Regions from separate parts of the Mus musculus genome. Here region 2 is linked to region 1. The links are chromatin loops, found by intact Hi-C in ENCODE. Cell type or tissue: left cerebral cortex. All regions are shown on one strand. Links, peaks and the distances in the headings refer to the core of each region. The heading gives the core; the rest is flanking DNA. Region 1 overlaps Clk4 (CDC like kinase 4). Region 2 overlaps 4933414I15Rik (RIKEN cDNA 4933414I15 gene).

What was found. Hi-C counts contacts between places; a loop is a spot of excess contacts. Peaks named below come from ENCODE experiments on the same cell type or tissue, not always from the same donor. Only the 100,000 strongest peaks of a DNase experiment are listed, where the experiment ranks them.
Region 2: a loop joins it to region 1, with 6 times the contacts of the local background. A loop is called at or near these places in 15 of 42 quality-filtered maps.

What each region holds. Positions count from the first base shown.
Region 1 is chr11:51,263,611-51,268,005 of GRCm38, forward strand. Clk4 (CDC like kinase 4) reads left to right here. Exons shown (of 13, transcript NM_007714.6): 2 at 3,561-3,721. The coding sequence starts at 3,561. It also overlaps a transcript of BC049762 not described here. Among named protein-coding and RNA genes, the nearest start is that of Clk4, 2.7 kb to the left of the region's middle. In left cerebral cortex, for the core only: a CTCF peak has its summit at 1,953 (motif pointing left); DNase peaks (open chromatin) are centred at 981 and 1,900; H3K4me3 peaks cover 2,287 bases; H3K27ac peaks cover 334 bases.
Region 2 is chr11:50,937,413-50,941,807 of GRCm38, forward strand. 4933414I15Rik (RIKEN cDNA 4933414I15 gene) reads right to left here. Exons shown (of 2, transcript NR_168570.1): 2 at 4,288-4,395. Among named protein-coding and RNA genes, the nearest start is that of 4933414I15Rik, 4.1 kb to the right of the region's middle. In left cerebral cortex, for the core only: a CTCF peak has its summit at 2,679 (motif pointing right); a DNase peak (open chromatin) is centred at 2,692.

The sequences.
Region 1 (4,395 bases), core at 106-4,105:
GGCCGTTTGCATAACCGGAGCCTTTTCCAAAGTCCGCTATTCGCTCTGTTGTTCAGCTCTAAGGGCCCTGGCCAGCTGCCCGGAAGAGGTAGGGCAGGCGCTGCGGCGAGCCAGGCAGCGGCTGGAGTTCACCTCCAGCTTCGAGGATCACACTTGGGAAGGAAGGTTCGTCCTTCATGCCAGGCGGTCACCCCACCCCAAGCCCCCCCTAGATCTGGGTCGCCCCGATTGCCCAGGCATTATGTAGGCCAGGCAGGACTCGAACTCAGGAGATTCTCCTGCCTCTGCCTCCTGAGTGATGGGATTAGAGAGCTGAGTGATGGAATTAGAGAGCGAACATTGCATTTACATTGTGACAGCTCTGTTGCTCAAGTAGCCAACCCTCTAAACCAGTGGACCGATTGTCACCTGGTCTAATGTTAAAGCTGCAGATATTTGGCCTAATTTTGAACACGCACCCGAGGGCCTCTTGTACCCCCACTTAAATGGGAGACTGAAACTTCTAAAACGTGGTGGAGAATAATATTTCTAGTATGAGCGTATACATATGGGTTCCATTGTATCTTTTATTGAAAGGATACAGAGGATTGTAGCATGATTTTTAAGTGTTAGAGATAGTGTAATATTTTGAGGTAGCTTTTCTTTCCTGTGTATGAAAGCTCTCATGAGCTCAGAAATCTTTTACTTTGCCTCCTAAGTAAATATTTCTTTGTTGGTTGTTTGAAACAAGGTCTCGCTGTGCAGACCAGGCTGTCCTTGAAGTCTCTCAGAACTCCACCTGCCTCTGCCTCTAGGGTGGCACGTGTCACCACACCTGCCTAAAAACAAAGTATTTCCGAACTCGGCCAGAGATCAGAGGAGGGATGGGGAATGTTAGTCGGGGCCTATTGGGACAAGGACCCACTGATAGGTGGGTTTGCATATTAGTCACTTGAGAAGTTGAGATTTGTCCTGTGAGAGGTAAACTGGCTGTAGCGATGTGAAGTGGAGGGGGAGGGGGTAACTTGAAGCAAGCAACCAAGACTTGTGAAACCCTAATGGCCAGTCACAAGGATGAGTCATCAGAAGCTGTACACTGGGCTGCTGTGTTTTGAGAGTGCTTAGCCTGTAGCCCGGTGGCTTGGGATTCAGAATTTAATTCCCTCCCCTCACCCCCTCTAAAGAGAAAAAAAAAAAGCCTTAATCAAACTAAAACCTTAAATACAATTTTGATAATAGGAGGAATATGTCAGCAGAACTCCAGTGGAAATAGGAAGATGAGTGTTTCTCTAAAGCTTGAGTTTGGGCTTTTGTCTCCAGCAAGTTTGCAGTGTTGTCTGTTTTACTTCACCATATTAAAATGACTATATCGAAAGGAATGCTTGGCTTACTAACTTTTTTTTTAACCAAGGTACCTATCAAGAATTTAGGATTTGTGTGTGTGTGTGTGTGTGTGTGTGTGTGTGTGGTTTAATCCATGCTTTCTCATTTTTGACTGAGCAAGAGAAGCCACATTATCAGGAAGATGCCTGGCAGGCACAGAATTAGAAGAACGAATATGGTTTACTGAATATTTGGACAGGGGGTATGTAGGTCGGTGGTAGAGTCTCGCCTAGCAATTAGAAACCTCCTCTCCCCTCATTACGTCCTCAGTAATCAGGAAATAATAATAGTATCACACCCTGATGTTGTGATGCACACCCTTTCTGAGGAACACTTTGGAAGAGAACTGAAACTGCTTTCTTTGCAAGCCCGGTGTTTAATAGATTTGTTGGCTTATTTTTCAGCCATTTAGGCAAGCTCAAGGTGATCAACTAAATTGGTTTTGTTCCATTTGGGCCTTATTCAGCTTCTTTTTTCTTTTTTCCCTCCCAAACCATTAAACTCTGCTTAGCAGAGTTCAAAATTAAAGATTTAGCTATGGAACTGGAGACACTGCTCTTGTAATGGACCTTTAGGCTTTAGGGCATCCTATGCCCTCTTGTGGTATCCAGGGGCAACTGCACTCGTGTAGATCTTCCCCACCCTGCCCCACCCTACCCCATTCCCATTAAAAATAAATTTAATCTTTTTTTAAAAATTGACGTAGGGGAACAAAGTGGTTAAATGGGTAATGCTGCACACCTTTGATCTCTGAGACCCACATGATGAAAGGAGAGAATTAACACTGGTGTCCAACAGTCACAGATCTGTAAAAGGATAAATGTTAGATACTGAGCCTGGGAGAGATCCACAGGAGCTTGGAGATGAAGTTTGGGAATTGTTACCATTATCTGATGTCACTGGCCATGTCTCAGTTTAAGGATCGGACTAATTCTGGCATTTAGAGAAAGGAACTCTACAGAGTTTGAGGGGGGGGGAAATCTCATTAATGAAAGGCTCTTTACCTTTAAATCAATTACTTGCTTGCTTCTCTCACTTATGATTATTTGTATTAAACTTTGCCAGACTGAAGGATGTTTATGACACTGTTGGGATAGGCTATCGCTAACTATAGTTGTAGATGTTATTCTTATATTCAGATCTGGCCAGGAGATGGTGGTGCACACCTTTGATTTCCATCACTCTAGAGGCAGAGGAAGGTGGATCTTTGAGTTTGAGGCCAGCCTAGTTTACAGAGCTAGTGCCAGACCTATACCAAGAAACTTCCTGTCTCAAAGGAAAAAAAAAATCTGTGTGCATTCATGTCAGTCTTGATTTTTAACCAAATTGAGAGACCAGGAATGTAGCTCAGTTGGTAGAATTATTAACATTATAAGTGACCTAATTTTTAAAATCAGCATAAATAGAAGGAAACAAAAAATATTTTGTGTTAGGAGTGTACATATACATTCTGTCCCATGTGCAGGCCAGAGGTCAAAATGGGATATCTCCATGGGTCTCCACATTTTTCAGACAAGGACTTTCATTGAACCTGGAGCTTGCCAATTAAGCTAGACTGGGCTGGCCAGTGAATTTTAGGGATCCATATGCCCCGCCCCAGCCCTAGGTCTGGAGTTACAGGTCTGTGCTATGATGCCTGCCTTTTTATGTGGGTGTGAGTGATCTGAACTCAGGTCCTCATTGCTTGCATAGCAAGCACATTACTGAGTAATCTGTCCAGCCCTTGAGCAATTTTAATTGGCCCTTTTTAAAAAAATGTAAAAAATAGCCAGGTACATTGACAAATGCCCATTAATACCAGCACTTGGGTGGTAGAGGCAGGCAGATTTCTGAGTTTGAGGCCAGCCTTGTTTACAGAGTTGGTTCCAAGACAGTCAGGTCTAACTGAAAATCCTTTTCTCAAAAAACAAAAAATGAGTGTTTCTGAAGGCAAGCACTAAGTTGAGAATTTGTCCTTGTACTATGTAGCGAAAGAAAACCTATTAAAGTCTCCATGCTGTCAGTCATCTAGTACTAGAGTCAGTTCCATTCAGCATCATCTCACATAGGAGTGGTATTGTGTTCTAAGCTTTGGGAAGTGCTAAGAGCCTACGTGACCCTGTGTGTGAGGTATTCCTATTTAAGCAATGGTAATATATAGTTATACGACCATCTTTAGCTTCCCACTTACCCTCACTCCCCCCTCTTCTCGTTAACAGATGCGGCATTCCAAACGAACTCACTGTCCTGATTGGGATAGTAGAGAAAGCTGGGGCCATGAAAGCTACAGTGGAAGTCACAAACGCAAGAGAAGGTCTCACAGCAGTACTCAGGAGAACAGGCACTGTAAACCACATCATCAGTTTAAAGACTCGGATTGGTAAATGACTTGCATTTTAAGTTTCAGCAAGTTGTCATTTGCTTATATAGCTTTTATCAAATTTGGAATCAGACATATTTACTCCTGCAAAAAATAAAAAAGTTAACAATATCATAGGCTAGTTTCTATACTGCCTAGACTAAAGCTATGAATTTTATAGTTTGTTCTATGTCTGTCTGGGATTGATAGGAGACAGTAGCTCAGCAAGTGACTAAACTAAGGGCTCTGAGGATTTAGCTCAGTGTTAGAACACTTGTTACCCAATATATGTGAGGTCCCAAAAATCCTTAGAAACCCTTCCATCAAAAAGGGGGAAGGAAGTCAAAAGATTATATTCAAGAACATATACAAAGTTGAATAATAATGATACTCATAGGAAGATGGCATATATATTTGGGTGTGCAAGAAGTGTTTCCCAATTGAGATGTCATAGAAAGTGGTTAATCCCGATAAGAAAAGCTACCTGAAATGCTATCTGAGACCATTAAAGTGCTTTGAGGAATAGCCATTCATGTTACATCTTACAGATTATATTAATAGAACACCAATGGATATGTCTGAGAGTTTTAGAAACTTGCTTTATATTTTGAGAATTGTTTCTACAGGCATTCTCTGGTAATTTAGGATAGAGCCTCAGTAAAAATTTGTGATAGTATGTCTTACTATAATTATGA
Region 2 (4,395 bases), core at 330-4,329, 330 kb before region 1:
GACATGGCCCTTGTTCCCGTTATTGTTTTGTTTTATTTTTGTTTTTCAACTTGACACAAACTAGGGTCATCTAGAAAGAGGGAAATTCAGTAGAGACAATGCCTCATCAGACTGGCCTGTAGACGAGCCTTGGGGCTTTTTCTTGGTTGGTGATGTGGCTGGGCTGGCCCTCTGTGAGCAGTGCCACCCCTGGCAGGTGGTCCTGGGTTGTATAAGAAGCAGGCTGAACAAGCTGGGTGGAGCAAGGAGGGTGAGCAGAGTTCCTCCAGTCTCTGCTTCAGTTCCTGCCTCTGGGCTTTGTCCTTGGCTCTGGTCAGGATGTGTAAGACAAACTCTTTCCTCCCCAAGTTGCTCTTGGTCATCATGTTTACCAGTGATAGAAAGCAAACTAGGAAAGCTTTGCCTACTTTGGCCTCACTTGGGCAGAGCAGTGCAAGCTCCTCACAGAGTCTCAGAGATGGGAAGATGTGCAATGGCCCCACAAGAGCAGCAGCCGACCCCAGGATGACACTGAATGAACATTGAATGGCTTCAGGAAATGTCAGTGTATTATAGAAGGCTAGACTATTGCCCTCCAACCATCTCACTGTACACAATGTTGCCCTTTTTATGAAACAAAAGACACAATGTGGTCCCACCATGGTGTGTTGGCCCTTGCTAACGCACCTCCACCCCACCCCAGAGATAAGAACAATTGTGACTGCTTAGAATGGACAGTGCTGGGGCCTTCCAGGATCTTACCCATCTTCTGCAAGAATATATATATATATATATATATATATATATATATATATATATACACACACACACACATATATATATACATATATATGCATATATTATGCTAACCTTTGATGGCTTTATAAATTTGGAAAAGCATCTTGAACAGCAATTGTTGAATGAAGATCCTGATGTCAGGACTCAGTTACTTCCGTACATTTTTTTTTTCATTTAAAGAGACAGAGTCTTACTATGTAACCCTGACTGGATTGGAACTTACTATGGAGTCCAGGCCAGTATCAAACTCAGAGACCTGCTTATTTTATTCCTCAAGAGTGTGAGAATTAAAGACATGTGCCACCATCCCCTTAATACTCCTTTATAATCTCTTGGCCATAGCTATAAAGCCTATTACCATTATTGGTGGTTGCGTGCCAAACCTCTATTACCAAAGACACTATATGCTTTGGTTTCAGGACGTTGAGAAATCAGGCTGAGATTAAGTAGAACGTTTCCTTCCTGCTGGGTGACTTTTACAGCTGTAGAAGACATTGTGCAAGGTCCTCGGGAAGAATTGTCATGGGTGGTCCTGCTCTGCTTATTGCACTGCCAACTCGCCAGGCAGAAATCGCCTGCTCATGAAGTCATGGCATTACTGTTGTTGGCGCACCTAACTGCTTTCTGTTTGGATTCGGGGCCCATTCCCTAGAAGCTCACTCACTTCTGATACCATAACGCAAAGCCCACGGAGGAGGTTGTCATAGGCCACACTGGGCGAAGCAGCTGCTATTTTGTTTAGTGGACGGGATATACCTGTCGATTTGCCTTCTGAATATTTGTGTTTATGCTCGTATTGGTTACGATTGTCAACCTCAGTCGTGGAGGGAAGCCTTTCGTCACGGGTGGTATATTGCAGAAACTCATAACCCATTCATGTTCCAAGTTATGGATGCGCCACAGTGGTCCAAAGCTCAGTTATAGTTGCAGGAAAATAAGCAGACCTCTCGTCTCCTTCAAAGCTTGGGAAGTTGGAGGCGGGAGTAAAGGTTACAATGTTGTGTTCTTCCTTCAGAGGGAGGCGGCAGGTTCATAAGATGTGGGAAACAAAGGAAACTTCCGAAGCATAGGGAGCTTAAGGTTGAAGGGTTCACAGGTGCCTTCTCCAAAGTTATAAAAGCAGTGGACAGCTGATGGGGAGAGGTGATTGTAAATTGTACAGAAAGCCCCCACCGTGCCAGTTTCACGAGGCATCAGCTGAACCAAGGTGGACTTTTCATTGACTCATTTGCCTTTGAGTTACCCATACTCCAGCTGGAGAAACCCCTTTCTTATGCTCCGTCCGATAAGAAACCCCAGTAAACTCACTGGCTTGCTTAGTCAGACTTCGGGAGAATCGTTTCTTTGTTTTGTTATATTGGGTGAATACACATACCTCTCCATGAAAAGTCACACAATAGAGATTTATTTTTAAAAGGAGATTTATTATTATAGATAAGTACACTGTTGCTGTCTTCAGACACACCAGAAGAGGGCGTCAGATCTCATTAAGGGTGGTCGTGAGCCACCATGTGGTTGCTGGGTTTTGAACTCGGGGACCTTCGGAAGAGCAGTCAGCGCTCTTATCCTCTGAGCCATCTCGCCAGCCCCACAATAGAGGTTTTGATGTGATAAGAATTGGGCTGTCCTATCCCAGGTGTTCGGATCAGAGCTCTGTTAGAGTGTCCAGGTCTATCTGACTCTTTCCTCAAGAGTCTTTGAACATGAGTCGCTGCTTCTACAATGCGATTGTTCCCTTCAGAGCAATGATAATTATGTCAAGATGTTTTTATGTTAGTCACATCTAGTTGAATGTAGGATATTTGCCATTCGTCTGGTTGTATGGTCTATAGTTAAGACATCTCAATAAATGTCTAAGGAAGTGCTTTAGTGTCCGCTGGTGCAGTTCTACATCGTGACCACAAGAGGGCAGTGTTGTCCTACTACTTTCTGTAGGTCAGGCTCTTTGCTTCCTGGGATCTTGGATAGTTGGCATACCCTCCCCTTGCTCCTGGACTAGAAAGAAGAGCTCTGAATGTTACCTGCAAACACCCTGGCTTGTCAGGTTAGAAAACACTATACCTTCTGCGCTCCAGATATCCCTGTGCTAGCCTCAGGCTACATTCCTATCACTCACTGGCTCATGCTCATCTTATGTCGCCTAGGCCCATCAGACTAATGTTGGTGCAGCCAACAATGGGTTGGGCCATCCCACATCAATCACCAATAAAGACCATCTTTCACGGTATGGCCTCAGGGGAGACTGAACTGGGCAATCCTTCAGGATGCCTCTAGGCTGTGTCCAGGTGACAGAGAAGCTAATAACCAGGGTCCTGTCATTAACTAGTTCTGCAGAGAGCCTCTTAGATCCTGTGGAGGGCTCCTGAAACCTTGGAAACTCAAGGAAGCTAATAGTTCCCTGAAGGCCTGTTACACACCATCGGGGGACTGGTATATAGCCTGGCATTGGGCAATATAAGACCATTTGCCCTGGTTTGGTTTCTTGTTGCTGTAGTAAAAACACTGACCAGAATAAGCATTTGGCAGGAAAGGTTTGGTTTGCCTTTATAGACATAGTCAATAATAAAGGAAAGCCAAGACAGGAATTCAAAGTAGGAGTCCCCTGCCCCCATTCTGCTACAGCCCAAGATCACTTTCTTAGACAACTTTATTAGGGATGGTGCCACCCACAGTGGGATGGACAATCCCACACCAATGAATAAGAAAATGCCTCACAGACATGGTCACAGGCTAGTCCAATCAGGGAAAGTCTTCAGCTGAGGATCTCTTTTCCTAGGTGGCTCTGTTGTATCGTGTTAGCTGTGGCATTTTCCTGTGTCTTACAGAGACATGGAGGCCAATTTTCAACATTTAAGTAAGAAAAAATCTGACCATGTAGGTTATTCCCAAAATAAATAACTTCATTGGTTGGTTAGGGTTGAGTAGGAAACTCCTACTACCTGGTATTTGGCTGTATGGACAAGGCCCACAGAGCCAGTAAAAACCATATGGCAAGGTTTGGGGTGTAGCTTGGTAACATGAACAGAGCCCTTGGGTCAGTACCTAGTACTGTATAAACTGGGTGTGGTGACACAAACCTGTCACCTGAGCACTTGGAAGGAGAAGACAGGAGTCTCATCCCCCAGCTGGTCTGAGGCTAGACATAAAACCCTTTCTCCAAATGGGGAAAAAACAGGGCTGGAGAGATGCCTCGGTAGCTAAGAACACTCGATGCCAGTCACAAGGACTAGATTTTTAGGTTATTTCAGCATCTGCACAATAAGCCGTGTACCCCTGCAGGTCTCAAACCCCACTGAGTGTGCCACTCAGAGGATCGCTGTGACTTGCTCTGCCTCCGAAGAATAGGCAGAAAGTGGCAGAGGACACCCAACACCCTCTTCTAGTCTCTCTGCCTGTGCACGTGTGTGCCCTCCCGCACATGGATATGCATGCAACGTATGCACATGGGCACGCCTGCACACATGCACGTCTTTAAAAATAAACTGCATGACAGAGGCATTCCCCCGCTCCTTGAATTAAGCGCCGTATATTTGAGAATCTAAATGAACTTAAGAGACATCTTCCACCGTACGGAGGGAGTGAGATGCAGTCTGTGACCATTCGCTTACTGAGGAAGTA